Regions from separate parts of the Mus musculus genome. Here region 1 is linked to region 2. A link is a loop called in an ENCODE intact Hi-C map of the cell type or tissue named here. Cell type or tissue: left cerebral cortex. All regions are shown on one strand. Links, peaks and the distances in the headings refer to the core of each region. The heading gives the core; the rest is flanking DNA. Region 1 has its middle 10 kb from the start of Gm30475. Region 2 has its middle 22 kb from the start of Gm41594.

Evidence for each region. Peaks named below come from ENCODE experiments on the same cell type or tissue, not always from the same donor. Only the 100,000 strongest peaks of a DNase experiment are listed, where the experiment ranks them.
Region 1: it touches region 2 in a loop (2.2-fold over the local background); 6 of 42 quality-filtered maps call a loop at or near these places.

Annotation. Positions count from the first base shown.
Region 1 is chr17:49,177,166-49,188,248 of GRCm38, forward strand. No RefSeq gene overlaps it. Among named protein-coding and RNA genes, the nearest start is that of Gm30475, 10 kb to the left of the region's middle. In left cerebral cortex, for the core only: a CTCF peak has its summit at 5,497 (motif pointing left); DNase peaks (open chromatin) are centred at 3,198, 3,611, 3,903, 4,808 and 3 more places.
Region 2 is chr17:49,394,769-49,405,851 of GRCm38, forward strand. No RefSeq gene overlaps it. Among named protein-coding and RNA genes, the nearest start is that of Gm41594, 22 kb to the left of the region's middle. In left cerebral cortex, for the core only: a CTCF peak has its summit at 5,565 (motif pointing left); a DNase peak (open chromatin) is centred at 5,546.

The DNA of each region.
Region 1 (11,083 bases), core at 959-8,958, 220 kb before region 2:
GAAGTCCACAGATAAAAACTTTTCTACATTCCATGTACAAATCCATCCCAAGGGCTAGGTGGTTATATTTATTACAGCAATGACCCCACTCTTGGTACCAATTGATACTTTCACATCATGGAGACATGGCATAAAAAACTTACAGGGAGGCAGCTTTAGTTAGGGCCATAGTTTCAGTCCAACACAGTGGGGAAGGCATGGCAGAGTTTATATTGTTAGGAGAAGGTGGTGGAGGCTACTCATATCACATCGGGCTGACAGTAGCTGGACCTAGGAGCTGGGCAAAAGGCCTCCTAAAAGCTTTATACTTCCTTTCCAAATAGTGCCACAACTAAGGGACAGGTATTTAACATGAACTGATAGAGACATTTCCAGTTGAAACCATCACAGAGTAGAGAAAGGGAAAGCTCTTTCCAATCTTGCTGCAGGGCAGTGTCTACTTCCTGGGAAGACCCGTTCCTTCCCTGCATGTGCTTTGTATGGTAACATGGAGAGGTTTGAGGCTTTGTAAATATATGCACCCCAAAAGCAAAAAAAGGCAAAGGAACAAAACTGCCTGAAGGGAAGTTTGGGTTCTCTCCATGGTCTTATCCGATGGAAAGACTAGAGAGCATTTAGGTTTATCTCATGGCAGCTGAGGTTCAATGTCAGGAAAGACAGAGTTCTGCAGATACATGGTGACCTTTCTTGACGTTAACTGTGCTGCAGTCCAGGCAATGGAAACAGCACTGGAGGCCTATTTCAGGAAGGTGGGGTCTCTCAAACAGCATTCAGAGTAAAGTTCAAAGTTCTCGGCTCATCTAAGATGTGCTTGGTGGTATAAGGTAGAGATGCTAAGAGATAGGCCCTTCCCACTCCTACTGCAGGCTGTCCTAGCCTCTGGGCCTCTGAGAAGAGATGTCCTTCTGTGATATGGCTCCGGAGGCTCCTCCCAGTTGGAGGGTTGATGGGGCACATGTTCCCAGCTGAGGACAAGAAGCATGCCTGGGACAGCATATGGTGTCAAGGAAAGGGGAGCCCAGCAAAGGAACCCTGCCAAGTGTTTGGGGCAGCTTGGCCATTGTGACACAGAGCAAGATGGGTCCCCACTGATGGCAGGCCTAGATATGCTTAAAAGCAGAGAAAAGTCCTGAAAGCTGACAGCAAGCCCCCTTCTCAATGGAAAAGGAATTTTAAATGGGAGGCTGAGGCTTGGGAGGCAAAACAAAGCTATTCCACCAAATAAATGTTCTGCATTAAAGCAGCGGCAGGGTGATGAATTAAACATCAGGCCAGAGTAAAGGAAAAATGCTGTGATTTATAATTGCTAGAAGCAGCAGACAGCCTAGAAGGGAGGCCGGGGGCTCTGTCAGAGACCTGGTGTCCCCATGGAGCTGTGGAAACAAACAGAGGAGGGCAAAGAGACTGAGGTGGACCTTCTAGACAAGAGAGTGCAAAAGGGAGAAAAGGGGCGCCTGCACTGTGTGTCCTTGGTGAAGTTGATTGGAGTCTCTGGGCTCCTTTATCTGGCGGGGATAATAGACCTGCGTTGTCTCTCCTGATTCTTGGGAAGATAAAGGAAGGTGAGGAATGATCATGAGTTTGTCTCCATGGCAGGCTGCTATTCTGGCTTGAACTCCCATCTCCACTGTCAAAGGCTCCTGGCTTCTGTAAGTGCTGGAGAAGGGAGAAGGGAGTAAAAGCAAGACAGGGTAGCAGGTTGCAGTTGGAAAACGGCTGCGGAGGTGGTGCCTGTTAGAACAGCTCTGACCAGACAGGTGCATTTTCTCATGGGCACTGATAAGTTATTTTTCCACCGGTGAAATGAGCCAAGTCATGCCAGATTAGATTATATTAGACTTAGACGCAGGGTTATTGGGAGGCGGCGCTCAGGCGAGTTCACAAGGAAGGAGCCCAAGGAAGTTGCTGTGGGAAGAGAGAGAAGATGGGGGAGAGGGAGAGAGAGAGAGAGAGAGAGAGAGAGAGAGAGAGAGAGAGAGAGAGAGAGAGAGAATATGCTTGTGTGAGGTGTGTGCAGAGTAGGGGGAAGGGGGAGGGAAGGAGGGGACGAGGAGGAGCAGGAGGAGCAGGAAGAGGAAGAGGAAGAGGAAGAGGAAGAGGAGGAAGGAGATGTCTGGATTATATAGGGAGTAGCCTCACCTCTGGGGAAAGGACAGCCCATCCCATCCCCTGGGGTGGAAATTTCAGGGTTGGGGACAGAGTATGCCAGGGATGCTGGGAGAACCTGGAGGCCCAGTCTGCTTTGGTGTATAAAATGTGTACCTCTAGGGGTCTGAAACCAAACAGGCAGCATAGGGTGGCTGTCAGATCCTGAGTGGTAAGGGGAAGCTGGGGGAGGTGGCTCAGCCACTAAAGTGCTTGCTGTGCAAACATGTTAACGCAAAAACTTTAATGGGTGGGTTCACTCCTCAGAACCCATGGAAGAAAAGCTGGGGAGTGGGGGGAGTTGATACTTGTCATCTCAGCATTGGGGAGGCAGACTGGGGGATCCCTGGACTTGCTCGTGTCAGCCAGTCTAGATTCATCCGTGAGTTCCAGGTCTGTGAGGGAAACTGTCTCAAAAACAAAAGCAAACACAAAACAAAAACAAAGAGAACAAAAGCATGCACGCACCCTTGTACCCCCAAACACACGTGCATACACAGACACACCTAGGTTCGCTTACTTGAGGGTTAGCATATGAGCTCTGGCCAGTCCAGTAACTCCTGCATCTGTCTCTTCATCTTTGAAACCACCATGGCAACAAGGACTCCTCCCCGCCTCCATCAAGGACCAGTTAAGTAAAAACAAGTTAAGCTCTCTCCCCGGTTTTGCCTGGCACCTGGGATTGCTAGCTTTCTTAAGTCTCTAATACCACACATATCAACAGAGCCTCTGGAATAGAAGCCAGGGGCTGGCTTTAGAGGGATCCCCAAGGGATCTTGTTAAAATGCAGATTCTCAATCCCAGTGTTGTGGGCCCAGAATTCTGTGTTTTCTATCAGGCCTCTGGGGATACTGGGGCTGGGGTCCTGGACCACATGCTGCCTAGGGAAAGGCCAAGGGATGGTGCTGTTTGAATCCCTGTATGGCATCCGCCACCCCCAGCCCAGATGCTCAGCTATTTCTGGAGACTCTTGGGTCAGCAGGTTCCCTACCTTCCCCTCCACCCTCACCATCCACCCCCACAAGGCTGCTGTTAAGGACCAGAGCCTCTTTCCTCAGAAAACGAAAAGAGAGCATGTGAGCCTTGATTTTTCAACTGACAGGACTTTATCAGCTCACAGGAAAAACAGCAGAAAGGCCCCGGTGATCTGTCTTGCTGGGATTTCCCTGATGTATTAGAAATGATACGGAAATCCATCCCTTAAAGTTCCGGAGGCTGAGGGTGGAGAGAAGGCTGCTGGGAGGGAAAGAGCAGGAGTGTGTGGGCAGGTGTGGTCCTGGGGAGCTATGCTGGACACCCCAGCTTCCAGCAGTCCTCGGGGATCAAGGGGCCTGGGGCAGCATGCTTTGCAGAGCCTGGTTTTCAGGGCAGCCTGTGGGATAGCCAGTACTCATGTGGATCGGGTGAACATCAAAGGCTGTTCGTGACTGAGTGCCAAGTGAGGGAAGCAAATCACAGAAAAGCCTAATTCCATCTTTAAAAAGGTACAATCGTCTATATTTGCAAACTCCCGGGAAGGTTAGAAAAATCTCCGTCACACTGTTACCAACAGTTATCTCAGGGAGAGGGAGATAGGATGAGAGCTTCTCCCTGCCCCTTTCGGTGTTGTAAATTTCTCTATTGTTTGAGTTTGAAAATAATGAGCATGCATTACCCTGGTAATGGAAAAAATGCCATTTTTAGAAAATCTATGTTTGAAAGTGGCAAGTGCCAGCCTGACAGATCCCAGCAGGTTGCAGGGAGCTTCTGCACCATTTCTTGTCATGCAGACCCAGGCCATAAGACCCAGGCCAAGGACCCATGGATGTCAGCTAGGATTGCTGCTTACTGTTCTGGGACCCAGGCCATCCATGCTTCTAGGATGTCCTTGACACAGATGGGGCTGGGAAGATGGCTCAGTTGATAGATCACTCACCGTGCAAACATGAGGACCTGAGTCTCAGTCCTGGTGCCTGTGTGAAAGCCAGATGTGGGCAGCACATGCTTATGATCCCAGCAAAGAGAAGTCAGAGGCTGGATCCCTGGGGCTTGCTCATCAGCCATCTAGCTGAATTGGTGAGCTCTAGGTTTGGTGAGCAGCCCTGACTCAAAAAGTAGGGTGGAGGGCTATTAAGGAAGATACTCTTGTGAACCTCTGGCTTCCACCACGCATATGAAAACATACATGAACATGTGGACGGATGTACTCACATACATGTATACGTGCACATAGAAACACATAGTACAAATTACTTCAGGGCAGATGCTCTCTGAAGTGGTAATGACCTAAATGACAGAGGACATTCAGGGTACAATGAGAGAATGCAGTGAGTGACAGCTTAGCATAGGCTAAGGGATGCTCCAGCCTTCCTCAGGCAGACAATAGAGAGAGGCAGAGCCTGGAGCCCTGACAGTGACCACTCTGATGAGCTCTGGCCACTTCTCGGTCTGACCTGACAGCTGCTGTCCTCCCAGCCTTCAGGCCTCTGCTCGATTGTTCCGACTGACAGAACTTCTCCAATGCTCTTCCTTCTCTCACCTGCCCACTTCCAAGTCACTCTCCAGGAACTTTCTAGAACACCCTGAGACCCCTACTGAATGTGCAGCCGATGCCCAAGTAGCAGGGAGGTAGAAAGGATGGTACACAGGGCCCCACACCCTTCTCAATCCGTCAGCACCTGGCACATGTTCTTTGTAGAAGTTAGGTCTGATTCTTCCTCCAGTCCCATGCTCCCCAAAATAAGACTCGGACTCAAAATACATTTGCAAATATGTTGGCCATATAGCTAGGCTCTTCTCTTATCAGATCATTACTTAAAATAACCCAATTATGTTAACCTACATTCTGCCATGTGGCTGGTTACCTATGCTCAGGTACCATGTGTCCGTCTCAGCACATCTTTCTGGGGTCATCTTCAGCACCTGGCTCTATCCCAGAATTCTTTCTGCCCCCTGAATGTCCCACCCTCTACTCTATCCTGTCCTATAAGCCATAGGTTTTTAATTGAAAGTTCTATGACAGTTTATAGTTCTGTGTTTGTTTGAGACAGGGGCATGTGTAACTCAGGATGATTTCCAAATTTCTCATGTCGCTGAAAATGACTTTGAACTTCTAAGCTTCCTACATCTTCCTCTGGAGTGCTGGGATTGCAGCTGTGGTCTGCCCCTTCAGGCTTAGGCAGTGCAGGGACAGGACTCAGGCCCTGTGCATGCTAGGCAAGTAGTTTGCCAATGTAGTGACAAGCACAGCCTCCTGGGCATATATTCTCATCTACCTTTTGGCTAGTCACCCCGTGAACCCTGCAGGGATTTCCCCACTTGGAGTCTGTCCACCTATATTAAAGAAGGGTGGCAGTGAGGTCTTAGCGCCCTCTAGTGACCAGGTGCAGGGTGACATCAGCAGGGAAGTCCAGGGGCATCCCAGGAACAAACCTTCCAGTGTCTGGGTTGGGGGAAGGGGAAGAGGAAGGGAAATGGGACAACATATCAGCTGTAAACGAGCTTCTCTGTGGATGCAAGGGAGCTGAAGCCATGTCCTCCGAGGGTAGGCCCAGCTCCTTGGGCTGTGCCCTGTAGTGGGAGCCTTCTTGGGCTGGAGGAGGGAGGCAGAATTCCCAGAACGCAGGGTTATTAGTGGAGTCCTACAGAGGAGTCTGATTGTTTACACTGTGTAAGAGGCAAAGATCCAGAGATTGACGTTCAGTCCAGGCAGGTGCATGAGGACCTGAAACTCAGAAAGCGTTCCCACAAAACCTCACTTTAACATCCCTGTACCTCGATGCTGCCTCCTCACGTCTCTCTCCTCAGAATGGCAGGAAGTCCCCGTGTGCCTCCATTTCCCTCCCAACTCAGTAGACAGGAAGCATGTGTCTCTCATTTTTCCTTGCACCTATTGGCCAAGACCCCACCATGGCATTGGCCCCTGAACTCTAGACTTTCCCTTTCCCTCTGGTGGTCAGGTATGGGGAATGAGCCATGGAACTCTCGAGAAGGCTGGCATTGGATGGGTTAGCTCCCTAACCCTCCATGACATTTCCAGTCCTTCCTCTGTGCTAGAACTTTCTCTCACATGAGATGCTTCCTGGGGGACCAAGACATAGACACCGGATTCTAAAGCCTGGCTCTTTGCACGTGAGTGTTTGATTAGCCCTCAGACCACAAACGTCATCCAGTCTTACCTTTATTTAAAATCCTGTGGAGGGGCTGGAGAGGTCAGAGCATGTACTGTTATGTAAAAAAAACTAAGTTCAGTTCCCAGCACCCATATTGGGCAGCTCTTAGTGGATCCTGTATCCCTAACCCCCTCCTCTCATCTCTCTCTCTCTCTCTCTCTCTCTCTCTCTCTCTCTCTCTCTCTCTCTCTCTCACACACACACACACACACACACACACACACAGGCAGACTGTGGGGCATTGGGCTATACAATGCCCCACAGCAGATCTGGCAACTCTCTCCTGCCTCCTCTGGCCCATGATGCTGTTCGACTCCCCTTTGCACCACTTCCACGACTACACGTTCTTTAGTTGTCTAGAGCCTGGTCCTTGATGAGACTACAGAAGGTCCAGACCTCCAGGGAAGCCTTGTTCAACCACAGTTTACTCCCTACAGTATAACTTAATGTTTTCTTGCTGCAGTGCAAACCCATGTCCTCTGGCTCTATCTCTGTATCACACTAGAGAACTGTGAGTATCCTCTTGTCTCCTTCCACCCACTCAACTCCCACATCCCTTGGGCTTTTCCTATACCTTCTAAATTTTTTTTTTTCAAAAAACCTTTCATCATTTTTCTTATTGGCTCTGGCTCCCCTCCAGAACCTCCAAATCCTTCTTAAATGTGACAGCTAAAATTAGCTTCCTGGAGAAGGCCAAGTGCTTGTGGGATGCTGGAACCCCGCCTTGCATGCCTGGTTTTTCTCCTTTCTGGGTCCCATCCCAGCATAGAACAGCCTGGTCCTTCTCTTATTATTCTGAGTACCCGTGGGTCTTCTCCTCTCCTCCTCCTGGATGTGAGAGGCCTGGGTTTAACGTCTAGAAGTTTTGCCTTATGTTCTGAACAAATGGTTTTTCCTTAGGATGCCCCGGGATAACTCAACTGAGATGCTCCGAACTGGTCTCATCCACTGGGACAACAGCTTCGTGCTTCCCTTTCTCCAGCCCCCCCCACCCCCGCCCCCGACCAGCTGGACTGCCACCATTAAGGCATCCCTGGGTGTCCATAAAGGTCACAGTCCCACGCCGAAAAGTGGACACCAGGTGAAGGCTGCCAAGGGACCTGTGGGAGAGCAAGGGTCTGATGGCTCCTGGGAGAAATATTTGTAGCCCATAGCAACTGTATGCGAGTGCTGCAGGTTGGCTGTGTTGTGCTTAAACAACATCTGGGGACGGGGTCAGTTAATAGTGTGTGTGTGCCTTGCATGCATGTTTCCATGATCTCTTCCATTCCCCGCTCTGCATAAACCAGATATGGTGGTGCATGCCTATAATCAATCCCAACACTCTGGAGGTAGAGACAGAGGGTCACAAGTTCAAGGTCAACTTCAGTCTCCTAGCCTAGGTAATTAATTTGCGGCCAGCTTGGGCTATACAGAGACCATCTTTTTTTTTTTTTAATAAAAAAAAAATACATGGTTTCATTTAGAACCAAGTAGAAATGACAGTTTCATCCCAGCTGTCCCTTGTGCCCTCCCCATGGCCCATCAGGATAAGCTTTCCCAGCTGTCCTCAGGTTTGTTCTGAGGCAGGTGACCAACAGATAGAGCTGAGACCTCAAAAGAGGGTCCATCGGAGCCTCCTACAGCCCGAGCCCTTGCACATCACCCACTCCCAGCCATAAGACAGGGAAACTCATGGGAGAGGCTTTGGTGCAGAGAGCCTCTGCAGTACTCCACAAATCACCCAAGAAGGAAACACTTCTCAGCTAGCGTGACAGGAGCCCTCTGCCATCCGTCCAAGCCAGGCTACTGGCTCCTGAGCCGGGTGCCCTCAGCCACATAAGCAGACAAGGCATTCTCTGTATGCAGAAGAAGAGCTCCAGTGAGGGAGAATAAATAAAGTCAGAAACCATAAATAAACCTGCTGGTCTCACACTGGGTGAACAAGCGGCCCCTGGGGAGCTGGGCTCTACTTCTAAGGAGGTGATTAAATTCCACACCAGCCACGTCCCCTGCAGAGGCAAGGCCCAGCCAGACACTGGGGCTTCAGGACTGAGTCTGCTTGCAGAGGAAGGATCACAAGTGTTGATCTGATCCTTAAAGCACCCATGGGCCAGGGCCCAACCCTGGCTGAACATGAGGACCATGTTCGGTGGTATTTTAAATAACAGACCAGCAAGCCAGCATACAGGACACTGACTTAGAAGGCTGGGCAAGATGCCCTTCCTGGAGTAGTCCAGAGCCCAGGTCTCAGTTTACTAGCTATGTGCTTAGCTGTTTAGGAGCAAAGGAAAGTGTGTGTGTGTGTCTTTGAATACTATCGTGAATATGTGGAGGTCAGGGGACAATTTGAAGGAGTCTGTTTTCTCCTTTCATCATGTAGGCCCCAGGTATTGAATTCAGGCTGCCTGCCTTGGCAGCATTAACCACTGAGCCACCTTACTGATCCAAACTTGGGAGTTCTGACAGTGGGAATGAGATTGTTGCTTTCTGGATTCAAATAGAATGGTACCACTCCTGCCAAAGTACCAAAGAAATCAATAATTAATACAATGTTCTGCTTTTGAAGTCTGCCCCAAAGAGAACTTGGCTCTGATGGCTTCTCTCTCTGTCTCTGTCTGTCTCTGTCTCTGTCTCTCTCTCTGTTTCTCTCTGTGTATATCTCTCTGATAAGCTCACATGCTTGAGCCTTTTAAAAACAAGTTAGTACAAATTTAATCAAGCACAACATTTCTAAGCAATAGAAAGCTTTGTTGAGCTAAATCTGCAGTTCTCTTCAAGTCATCTTTAAGACAAGAGGGTTGAGATGAGCGCGTGCGTGCGTGCGTGCGTGCGTGCGTGCGTGCGTGCGTGCGTGTGTGTGTGTGTGTGTGTGTGTGTGTGTGTGTGTGTGTACACTCATGCATGTACGCAGAGGCCAGAGAAAGACAACATGGTGATCTCACTCTAAGACAGTGTGTTCTACCCATTCCCTTGACCTTGGGACTAGGCTAATGGGAGGCTGACTAGCAAGCATCTTCAGTCTTCCTGTCTTTGTCCCCACTGAGTTCTGCTAGATGTGAGTGTGCATACATCCACCTTTTTTTAATGGGTTCTTGGGGTTTGAACTTGGTTTTCACAGCAATTACTCTTTTCTCCAAGTCATCTCCCCAGCGCTTCTAACTTTAAAGATAGAGTCTCTTAAGTGAACACAGAAGTTACCTCGTTCAGTGAGACTGCAGACCCCTGGGATTCTTCCATCTTGATTTTCCCAGCACTGGGCGCACGCGCACACACATACACACACACATACAGCCATGAACACTCCTGGCTTTCAAATGTGATCTGAACTCAAGTCTCCATGTTTGTCCCAATGGAACCCTCTCCTTACCCTGAACACCCCATCTTGATAACCCCAGCTTTCCATAGCGTGCCCTACTTATACAAAGAGTCCTCACATCCCAAGACAGCTTGCCAGGGCCAAATGGAGGCCAGCCTTTATTAAGATTCTTACCCTCTTGCAGCATCATTGTTTTCTGTGGGGTGCTGGGCAATGTACAGCAGTGACGTCATCAAGGCTAAGTCGGTCCATAGATGCAGCTCTTCTTCTCACAGCTCCTAGCAGCAATGTGGCTGGCTGCCTGGGCATGTCCCAGAACTTGGTGGGAAAGTTGGAGAACAGAGTGTGTCTTCAGAGGGAATGGGTTAGCCGAGGTAGCATCCTCTTTGCATTCTTTAAGATTCATGCAGAAACATTCTCATTGGATGTATCCCTTGTGGGGCAAGTGGAACTGTGTCACCAGACAGAAAAACTGGTAAGGTCAAGCAGATTAAGGAACCCTGGAAATTCTCATAATTGGAATGGTAGGTGCTTAAATATGCTCCCAACCAGGTCCCTGTCCTAGAGCACATGATCAAGACACCCTACTAAGAGGACTGTGACAACTGGTTGTGTAGCATAGCGCCTAGAGTTCTCCATGCTAATGAGGTATCTAGATGGGTCAGTAGGTTTAGCCAATAAGCTTTCCTTCCTGGGCATTCCTTCCTGCAAAATGTATTTAATCTCAGGTTCACCCTGAGTAAGTTCTATGCATCCTTTTCCACCCTGAATAAACAGTTTGGACAAGCAAGGGCTGTCTCTCTCATCAAGGACCATTGTAGGGGGAGATCTTTGTCATACAGAAACACACCTATGTCTTCGCAGAGGGCCTCTCCATACTCCTAGCACTCACTCAGATCTAAGCCAGATACACACACACACACACACACACACACACACACACACACACACACACACACACATCCTAGGCCTGCACAGTTCCTAGTGGCATCTGTGTGCACAGGAGTTTGAGAACCACAGCCTCTGTCCCAGCCCACACTGTCTCACCTGGAGAAACATGGGCTGAGACCCCTATCTTAGACTGCATTGTGACTCCCTTTAGCAGTGTGTGCATCCCAGTGGGGAGAAAGGAACATAGCCTAGTGCCTCTGTGCTTTGCCTCTTTGACTGATGTTCTGACACCCCAGCAAGTGAAGCAGAAACACAGAACCCAACCCCTGACAATAGGGCAGTGGGAAGGATGGCAAGTTGGGCCAGTGAGAGAGCTCACTATGTAGACCAATTTGTAGGTAAGCCAGATAACCTCAGCTTGATCCCCAGGATTCACAGAGTAGAAGAGCCAACTCCCACAGCCTAGGCATACCTTGGCACATGCACCCCACAAAACAGACACACACACACACACACACACACACACACACACACACACACACACTCACACGCGTGTGTGCGCACACACAAATAAAACTCTTTAAAGAACTGAAGAGCA
Region 2 (11,083 bases), core at 1,042-9,041:
TGACTGGAAAAGGTTCACAGCTATGCCCTCCATCTATTCCCATTGAGAGTTAAGAATTGTCCAGGCTTTCCCTCCTATGTGTATCCCCCTTCTAGCCCCCAGGATATATCCAATAACATACATACATACATACATACATACATACATACATACACACACAAGCAAATAAAAGTGACAATCGTTTTTTACAGATTCTTAAATTTTGTTTTCATTGCATGTGGATGGAGGACTTGTGCAGATGAGTCCAGTACCCACAGGGGCCAGAAGAGGGTGCAACATCCCTGGAGGCTGGAGTTATAAGCAGCCATGAGTTACAAGTTATGAGCAGTCCAACATAGATACTGGGAACTGAACTCAGGTTTTCTGCAAGCCTGGAACACACTCTTAACCACTGAATCATCTCTCTCCAGTCTCCTCATGAAAAATTTTTAGTGAAAATTAAAATCTTGGGTCCCTTCTTCTGATCACAGACATGTTCGTTTACCCGTTCCTGCCAAACAAAGACGATATGTAGGGCATCTTGACTAGGGGTGGGGCTGTGGTTCCCAGTGCTGAACTATATATGTCTGGGCTGGATACTGCATCATGCTCCAAGGTGATTTGAACCACCAGGAGTTTGGGAAGGTCCCAGGATTCAGAGAGGCATTGGTTCTTCATAACTGCATTGTCTAAGTGTATTTTCGGTTACCAATGACACAATACCACACATAGGGTAAGTATAAAGAAAAGAGATTTGCTTTAGCTCACAGTTCTGGCCCAAAGGGCTGTGTCTGAAAAATGGTTTCCCTGCTGACACAGTCCTAAGGTCACAAAGGTGTCATATATCAAAATATACAGTGTGTACCAGGGACCCAGTCAAACTGGTCTACTCTCCAGATGACCCATTAATCCGCTGATGGTGTGAATGGATTAATCCATGCATGCAGGCTAGGTGCTCATCACCTCTTAAGGTTCCACCTCCTAATAGCTCATAATGGGGATTAGATTTCAACATGAATCTTGGATAAGACAAGCCATTTTCAAGCCATAGCAGTCATTATGAGGCAAATTAAGCAGATTAAGCAGATTAAGATGAGAGGAATTATTTCACATGGTTTCTTTTGACAAATTATCCAGGCACATACATAGTTTCTGCGTATGGAATTGGGGAGTGGTTCATTTGGTGGTCCTGGCTCAGGAGGTTACAGCTGAACTGTCAAATATTCAGGGCAAGCCGGTCATCATCAAGGTATTCACAGGGCTGTCAGCAGGCCTTGGCTCCTCCCGGGCTGCGGAAAGAGTGTAGGCTCAGTTTATCCCCTTATGGAACTCACCACAGCACTCCATGATGGTTGACAATGCATAGCACTTGCCTTTTCCCCAAAGTAATCAAGATGGGGTAACGCATATCTTTTAAAACATAATTTCGTAAACGGGGCTTAGAGATGACTCAGCTGTTAAGAGCATTTACTGCTCTTGCAGACGGTTTGAATGAAGTTGCCAGCATCCGTTGTGAACACTGGGTGGCTCACAACGGCCTCTAACTCCAGATCCAGGGGATTCAACACCTGTTCTTACAGGTGTAGACCACACATGTTCACATAAATAAAAGACTTTGTGGAAAAAGTGGCAGTTAGTTACTTTTGCCTTGAACTATTGTTCAACACACACACACACACACACACACGCACGCACGCACACACACACACACACACACATATATGTATATATATATATATATATATATATATAGTATATATATGTATATCTATGTATGTGTGTATATGTTTATATATGTATACAGAGAGAGAGAGGGGGGGAGGGAGAGAGAAAGAGAGAAAGAGAGAGAGAGAAATAAAAAGCAATAGTTCAAATAGGGAGGGGACTATACAAGAATATCATGACCACTAGGTTGGCATCACTGGGAGCCATCTTAGAAAATGGCAGCCACACCCCCTGGACCACCTATATCATTTTTGCATAGAGCAAGTACTGAGAGGAGAAATATGGACTTGCATTTGTCTCTTGGGCTTTCTACTTCTCCAAGGAACCCTGATCTGAAGGAATGACTGATATGCCAGAGTTCCATGGAAATAGCATCTACTATCAGACTAAAATCATGGCAGATCAAGTAAGTACATTCAGAGACTCCGAGGAGTCAAGCACTATGTTTAAAGTTTGAGGTCTCTGCGTGGGGTCACTCTAAGACTTTAAAATGAAATGACTTTGGACCTTTCCTCAGCTTGCATAGCATCGTCTTTCCTAAAGTCAGGGAACACTCACTCTTGAAGGTTAGATTGTGAAAGAGGGTGCACCTTTAATGAGTTCTAGTAAGCTAACCCCATTTTTCATGGAGAGGGCAGGCCTCTCGTCCAGGTCAATGTGAAAGGTGCAACTCAAAACTTCAGTTTTTGATCTCTGGTAGTTGGAATGGCTTTTGGCTGACACAACTCCTTCATCAAAATCATCGTCATCATCACCATCACCATCACCATCACCATCACCATCACCATCACCATCACCATCACCATCATCATCATCTTTCTCAGCAGCCACCCTGGAGTCTTTTGCTTCCCCAGCAGAATCCATAGTTCTATGAGAAAGAAATCAAGCTGAGGTGCTGATGCTGGACAGTGAAATCATTTAGGACCTGGGAAGCCCAAAGACTGCATGCAGTCCAGCAGCCACCAGACTCTAGAACATCATGAATGTTCAGAACTGTATGTATTTGTGCAAGTGTGTCTATCCATGAAGACTAAAGCGCTATTGTGCAGCACCGCAGGCAGGGACTGTAGTCCTCCTGGAGCTTCTGGAAGGCTTAGGGAGAAGCACGTGGACGATTCAGTGATTTCACTGGGCTTCTATCATATTAAAGATGTTTTAGGTTACACCAATGTCAACCTCACGTCCGAGTCTTGGCTGCCCAGTGGTTTATTTCGTGCTCATGGTTCAGGTCCATATCGAGCTGACGAGCACAATCTCATTACACTCACTCTGGGGGGACAGTTGCTACGTTGAACTGGGCAGGTGATAACCCTAGAAAGAACATTCTGGAAAAAGTCTATACCAGAATTAAGTGCTCAGCTCTAAACTAGAAGCTCATCCTTTCTAGCCATCTCCACTTACAACACATTGGCTGAGCTGGTTCTATGATCCTGACCAACTACAAAGGACTCAGAAATATAGTCTTCGGTGCGCCTGCAACATACAATTAACAGCTGTGTTAATGGCCGTCACTCATATTCCAATGAAACAGAAGCCCAGATTTCTTTTCTTCTTTCTGTGGACCTTAATTTCCCTGCTCACCGCTTCATCTGCCTTAGTGTCTTCCACTGCCTCCAGCTCTTATTGGCTAAGCCAATGAAAAGCAAGCCAACCGGGATAATAGAGAAGAAAAATGGATAGAGAGGAAAGAAAAGAGATTTCTGACTAAAGTCAGGGGTCAGAAAGGTGGCAGTGCTATGCTTAGACTACTTCCTGCTGATTAAGGGTATCAAGTCCCTTGAGTGAAGTCTGATCTTTGCTCTCAGGATATCTAATTTCTTCTTGTTGTTTCTTATTTGCCCATACTACTTAGCAAACCACAACCAAAAACAACCCATCCATCTCTTGGGGCCCATTGATGTACCCTCTGAAAAGTCTCCAGAATTCCAAACATCACATAATCCCAGAAACTATCTGCAGCTGGCAAAATCACAGCCCACTCAGAGCAAGAGGCAAATCATTGTAGGGATAGTTCTGATGTTAAGGTCCTGTTCCCCAACTGGTTCTTGATCTGTCAGTAAAGAAGCCATGGGCCAATTGCTGGGCAGAAGGAATAGGCAGGACTTCCAGGTTCCTGGAGGCAAGCAGACAGACACAAGGAGAGAAGAGTGAAAGAGAGAATTTGCCATGCTTCTGAGGGAGAAAAGGTGACCAGTCACGAGAGACCTCAGACAAAGTGGCCACAGGCCACTCCTACAGGCAGGCAGTTGGGAGTGTTTAGCTGGGACTAGATATAACTGAGCAATTAAAGTTGAGCTCAGGTGAAGAGGTGCTCAGCTAAGAGTATTGATAAGGGCATGCTTCTCCAGGCAGGGAATAAGCACCACCCAGCAACTGGGCCAAAAAGGTTGAAATTGAACAATGTATGTCTCTATGGTTTTTATCTGTGAATTCAAAGGAATCTGGGTAGAGGCTGGGAGTGTGGCCCATTCCCAGAGCTTAGGCGTGGTAGCAAAAGCTACACGCAACAAATCATGGTCAACTGCTATGGACAATCTGAAGCAGTCCCATATCCCCACACCTGGGATCAAAACAAGAACACTTTCTCAGAATACTTCTGTGTTTTTAAAAGGAACCAAAATTTCAGAATTCTTACCTTCGTTACCCCTGGCTTTCAGTTTCACTGGGAATTAATATCTCCCAAGAGAAGGGAGATGTCTGTGTTTCTCACTATCAACGGAGAAAGAGAAGACAGTGAAACTTAAGTATATCATTGGAACAGGTTTCTGGAGGAGAGATTCTCGTATTTTCCTTGTGTGTCATTCCTTCGGTGGCCAGTGGCTGTGTTCTAGTATTCTAGAGAACCAGGTGCTTTTACGCCAGCAAAGGTGACTTTAATTGAGAAATAAAATAGAGAGTCAGTGTTTGGTGATGGTGAACTTAGCCTAAAGTGTCTTATTCTATCCATTTCAGACGTTTCCAAGGTCAACATCAGAGAGAGAGAGAGAGAGAGAGAGAGAGAGAGAGAGAGAGAGAGAGAGAGAGAGAGAGAGAGAGAGAGAAACACAATCTCCCAATGGAGACAGAGGGCTCTACACTCAAAGCAATAGAGAATGTCTGCAAGAATGTTCCAGAAATAACCTGTGATCGCCGCTTATCCAAAGCCCCCAGCTGCACCAGCAACCATCCTGTGCCAGTAACACTTCTTTCCTGTCTAAGGATATACTTAATTGGATTTCTGTCACAAGCAAGAGCCCTGACTGCTTTGGTAGGGGATTAGGAAGAATGTGTGTGCAGTTCTGGGTTCCTGGCCATCATACCACCTTCGACCTAAATCCCTGACTATTTGGATTAGGTAAAGGAATGGCAGAAAGTCAATAGTAATCAAATCTCCCTAAATGGGTCACGAGCAGACGACGCCATGCCTAGCTCAGGGTAAAAAACATTCCATGGCAGAATTTAAGGAGCTTAATTTGCCAAGGGGGTAGTTGGGTAATTTTGCAGCATGAGCTACCCTTATGTGTTTGAACCCCATCTCCTGTGCTGTGGGGAGCCAAATTGACTACTATTCTAGACCCCCAGCCTCCTTATCAATTAACATTCAGAACAATTCATCTGCCTTAGGCTGGTATCTCTTGGTTTTGTGTGGTAGAATGAAGAGATTAGGTACTATGAATGACTTCAAAGGTTCTGGAAACAGATTCTGCGCTGCCCCTATTGTCTTTTTAAAGGGGTGAAGCAGAGATGAAGGGAGCAAGGCTTGCCATTGGCAAACCTCAACCCAGGGCTCTCACTGGAGAGTCTTAATACTCAGCTCAAAGAGAATTCCTGGAAGGCTTCCCTGACTTGTGGACTAATCAACACTGCCACCTAGCGGGCATATTTGGAAGTCACCCCTAGCTTCTATACCTGATCAATCAGGAGGCTCCAGGATATCCTATCCTCTCTGCCTAATGCAGTGAGGCTCTTTTATACCCAGGCTCTTTGTGCCAGATCTTTGTGCTGTTGTGTATGTGAATACTGTTATCTATATAGAAATGGGGCTCCTTATTCTTCATCAAACAAATCAGATACCACCTGTGACTCCTGGCCTCCATTCATCCACTTGAGATAAAGGTAAGACACACATATTGTCCCGCAAAGTGCCATTTTTTTTGGATGTCCTACTGTTTATTTTTAATGCCCTTCAGAAACCTCGTGTTCTTACCTGATGATTCTGGGAACTGTCACTCATGCTAGCTTACAACTTCAGCCCAGACTAGGTATCTGCTGTTGATTTTGTAAACCATGTTTGTAACTTATTTGAGATTATATGCCCTTTGTAGTTCTTCAGGAAGATCACAGGGCCTCCCCTCCCCTCCCCTTGTTTGATGAGCCAGCAAAATCCCTGTGAAATACAGGGCTGTTATCCATGCCTGAGAGAACCACCATCACTACATGTCCTTCAATGTCTGGACTGCTTGTGTCATTGTCGGGGTGTCAGATATTCAAAGGTTGCTATTCGGAGGGCACCCAAGATGCCTTACCACTGGCAGTTAGCATATCTCAAATGTTGAAGCTATGGTTCAATGCTTGCATACTCTGTATCCTATGGGGACATGGGAGGACCGTTTCTGCTCTGCACTCAAGGGCTAGAAAGCTAGCTCATGGAGAAGCTCACCCCACTCCCAATTCTACTCATTCATCTCTGAACTTGTTCAGGAGTGAATTGCTGTTCACCCCTTTCTGTGGGAAGCCACATGTGCCATTGCAGGGTGGCACTGGCCACCACTGGCCACCACTGGCCACCACGCATACATAGGCAGTAAAGTTTTTTTTTGCCAAGATGAGGTTTTGAGAATTAACCAATCAGATGAGAGACAAGTTAACCAATCAGATGAGAGAGAAGTTAACCAATCAGATGAGAGACATGTTAACCAATCAGATGTGAGACATGCAAATGAGGTGGTAAGCATAACCCATGCATAACCAATCTGGGTGTGAGACACGCCTCTTCTAGGCCTATATAAGCAGCACCAGTTCTGGGTTTGGGGTCTCTTCGCCTCTGCAAGCAAGCTCTCCCAATAAACGTGTGCATAAGGATCCTGTTGCAGCGTTGTTCTTGCTGGCGAGTCAGGCGCACGCAAGACCTTTCTTTAACCCTGGGTCAGAAGAACAATGTCTCTCATAGGGTGGCTGGGCACCATCTAACAAAGCCAGATGTAATTCTTTTCTCCCTCAATACTCCAGTGTTAAGTTTGGCCAGGCCATAAACCAGGTAGGAAAACTATAGAGCCCACCTTACTGGCCTGTTTCTTGTCCAGAGTGGAAAGGGAAGACAGTGGTGAAGCCTCCGATATAGGTTCCAGGCACTATCCCAGACAGGCTTATTTAAGGAGACACTTGAACTGCCATCTACTTATAGTGTGTTATGTTCACCCTAGAGCCCAATGTGGGAGGGAGGGTGGAAGCAGGGAATGAGCAGAAGATAGCAAGAAGAGTATCGTCAACTCTCTATTAAAACAAATGGAAAGTGTCCACAGTTCACTCATTTAGCGATCGATCTCTCTCTCTCTCTCTCTCTCTCTCTCTCTCTCTCTCTCTTTTTCTCTCCTATGTGCAGGCATGCTCATGTAAGTACAGGAGCCTGTGGAAGTCAAAAAATGCATCAGGTCCCTTGGAACTAGAGTTGCATGCAGTTGAGTCATCTGACACGGATGGTGGGAACCAAACTGGAGTCCTCTGCAAAAGCAGGGAACAATTTTAACTGCTGATCTTTCCGGCCCCATTGGATGGTCTCTTACTATGACTCCCTGCTTACTTTCATGCAACGCAAAACTGAAGTTGTTTAAATTGAATGATTTGATGGCTTCCCTTCCAGGATAATGAGTGAAGCCAAGTAGGGACAGGTCCTTGTTTTATGTACATTGTTGAACCAGCGTTTTAACAGCTGCTATTGTAAAAATAAATCCCAAAGATTATGATGATTCTTTCCTGCTGATTGAAGACTCCATCCTGATTTTCTGGGGATTTGGACCTTTCTTCTCCACCCTCTCCTGGGAAAAGTTGTGAAGATGGAGTATTTGGGGAGCGTCTACATGTGCAAAACTTTAGCTTTCACCTGAAAGAAGGTGAAGGTGTGGCTACATGCAGCAGTCTGTATTGCCGTCTTTGTGTCAGATGGAGATCAGTTCTATATAGAAAGCTCCTTTACAAAAAATAACAATATTTTTCAATGTACAAGTATGGGTCTGTGTGCACAGCCACGTGTATATAAGAACCTGTGGAGGCCAGAAGAGGGTGTAAGATTGCAGAGTTGGAGTGGCTCACAGTGGTGAACTGTTTGATATGGGCGCTGAGAATTAAACTCCATTTGCCCTACATAAACTACAAGCACCCCTCACTATTGAACCATCTCTCTGGTCCTATATTTGCAGACTATCATAGAATGTCCATTACTTGAGAAACCTACATCTTATCATGGTCTCATTTATGGATAGATACATAGGGTGTTAATTTAGACAACCTATAAGCAATGAAAGAGAGCTATCTGCACCTTGAAAAGAAACAGCAACAATTGGAAAGGAGGCCTCCTATTGATGTAATTGGGGGTGATGCGAGTCTGAGGACATTGGGCCACTGTTAAATCACACTAACTTAGTTTATATATAATTCCTTTCTCTTAGAATATCCAGCTTATTTCTCTGGGCCTGGGCCTCCCTGATGCCAGAATAAGAATCCTGAATAGATAAATCATTCGCCGTGTCTTCAGCTGGCCACTGAGCCATTTCTCACGGCTTTGGGGCTTTTGGATCCACACCTTCCTGTCTGCTCTTTAAGGCTTTAGGGCCACCTCTGCCTGTCTGCTCTCTGTGGCTTTTAGGCCCACCTCTTCCTGTCTGCTCTCTGTGGCTTTTAGGCCCACCCCTTCCTGTCCTCTCTCTGCTCCCTAGGCCCTTGAAACATGGTGACTAGCTGCCTCACTCCCCTGCTGCCGTGTGTTTCTCATGAAGGACGGCATCCCTTCTCCCCCTCCTTCTACTTATGTTTTATTTTTATTAGATGTTTATGTACGTTTTGTCTGTGTGTATGGATGTGTACCACATGTCTACATTGTCCTTGGAAGCCAGAATCCCCTGAAACTGGAGTTATAGGTGGTTGTGAGGCACCATGTGGGTGCCAGGAATCCAACTCTGGTCCTCTGGAAGAGCATCCAGTGCTCTTGAACCATTAACCCCATCTCTCCAGCCCCAACTGCATCTGTTCTCAAAACAAGCTCTTTCAACCTTAAGTTGCTGCTTCTCAAGTGTCTGGTCACTGCAATGAGAAAGATCGATAAGAGACATATGTCCATCTGTCCTCTGTGTAAGGGGCCCTCCTTTGGCTGGTTCTTCATGCTCTGTGCCCTAACAGGCAACTTGTCCTTCTTACACTTCAGGCTAGCCAGGTTCTAGAAGAAGTGCCCATCTGGCTTTCACACACAGGCATTCCCTTTAGTGGGTAATTACATATTTTGAGCATGTACATTTAGAAAATAGAGGCAATTTGCACCAAACCAAACTCTCTGTAACACAGCAGGCTATCTAAGCACACAGCTCACCTTGCAAGCCTGCAGAGCCACACACACCTGGTGTGGAATCCTTCCTCTCCAGCGTTTCCTCTTCACCACAGGAATCTTGCCCAGTTTTTCCAGGCTGCTCTGAATGTCTCCTGTTCCAACCATCAGGACCACAATGAAGTCACTAAACCCTCTTTCAAACATATAGTTCTCAGGAGTTCAAAATAGGGCCAGATGGTTTTTCTTTTTCTTTTTCTTTTTCTTTTCTTTTCTTTTCTTTTCTTTTCTTTTCTTTTCTTTTCTTTTCTTTTCCTTTCCTTTCCTTTCCTTTCCTTTCCTTTCCTTTCCTTTCCTTTCCTTTCCTTTTCTTTCTTTCTTTCTTTCTTTCTTTCTTTCTTTCTTTCTATTTTAAGTCTCAGAGGAACAGAATGGACAGACAGGGTGGTTCAAGAGGGAAGAAAATCATCAAGCCATAATAGCAAAGAATCCCAGCCTTTAAGCTTAAAGAATCCATAAAATATTAAGCAGAGAGAATTTCTAAAGTGTCACACACACTTGGATACATGCCGGTGACATTTCAGTATCTGTAGGATAAAGGAAAGATTTCAAAAGCTTTCAGAGATGAAAAATGTGTTCTTTTCCCACAGAGGACCAAAAAATCAAAAGGACAGAAGACCTCGTCAGCAATCCCCAAAGCTAAATGGCAGGGGAGTGAGCCCTCAGAAATCTGAGCAAGGCGTGGAGGTAGAAGTCTAGGTGCAAAATACCAGCTCATGGGGGAAAACAAACATCACGATACTGTGTGAGTCTAAAGCTTGGGTGAACTGTTCTAAGCGGAATTGTATGTAGAAGAAACTTACTGGTGCAAATGCAAGACACTGGAACACAGAGAGGCTGGGCATGCTTCCAGGGGTGGGAGTAGTGACCATCTGATTCCCTGTGAAGGACGGAGGCAAGGTAGAGAAGCCAGGTGGGCACTTTCAGCACACTTACAAGAGGTTTGCAGGGTGGTCTAAGATCTGTGTGGAATCCCAGTTTCTCTGTCCAGCCTTGGGGAGAAGCCTTGGCATGAACTCACAGAAGCACCGCAGAAGCCAAAGGTCAATAGCACTCCTGCAGGTGGAGACTCAATGGATGCAGTCACATGGGAATGCTCTCATGTGAAAGGATTCTCAAAGCTTGTAGCCGCCAACCCTGGATAGTAGAAAAAAAAAAAAAAAAAAGAAATCCAAAAAGAGTAAGTGCAGAGCCATGAGAAAGCAGGAGGACTGGTCACAGCCCAGAACCAGCGAAAGATGTGAAAACATCATAAATGAAAGCCTATGGGATTCAATGCCCAGGACAGACCAGAGATACACTTTTTTTTGTAATTAAATGGTGTATTGATGACTCACTGCTTAAGAGCACATACTGCTCTTGCAGAGGACCAGAGTTCAATTCCCAGCACCTACTTTAGATAACTCATGAACCTGATTGTAACTGCAGCCAGGGGATCTGCCTCCCCCTTCTGGACTCTTGAGTTCACTGCACTAATGAAGTAGAGAAGGGGTAGGACCGGGTGTCAACCATACCATGAATAAAAGCCAAGAAATCAGGATCCTATGGGGAAAAAAAAATCCAATTACACCAGATTTCTGTTTGAAAATCGCAATCTTCTGAAACACACCAAAGTCATTTTAGTGTGTGCATCAAGCAGAAGTATCAGAAGCCTCAGTAGAGTGAAAAGAATAAATAAATAAGACTGAAGGAGGAAGGGAGGTGAGAGAAGTATACATCATGATTATTCCAAGTGTGTCTAACTTGAGTAGACAGGGATATTCTTTTTTATTCAATATGGCACATTGTTAACCAGCAGAAGGCTGG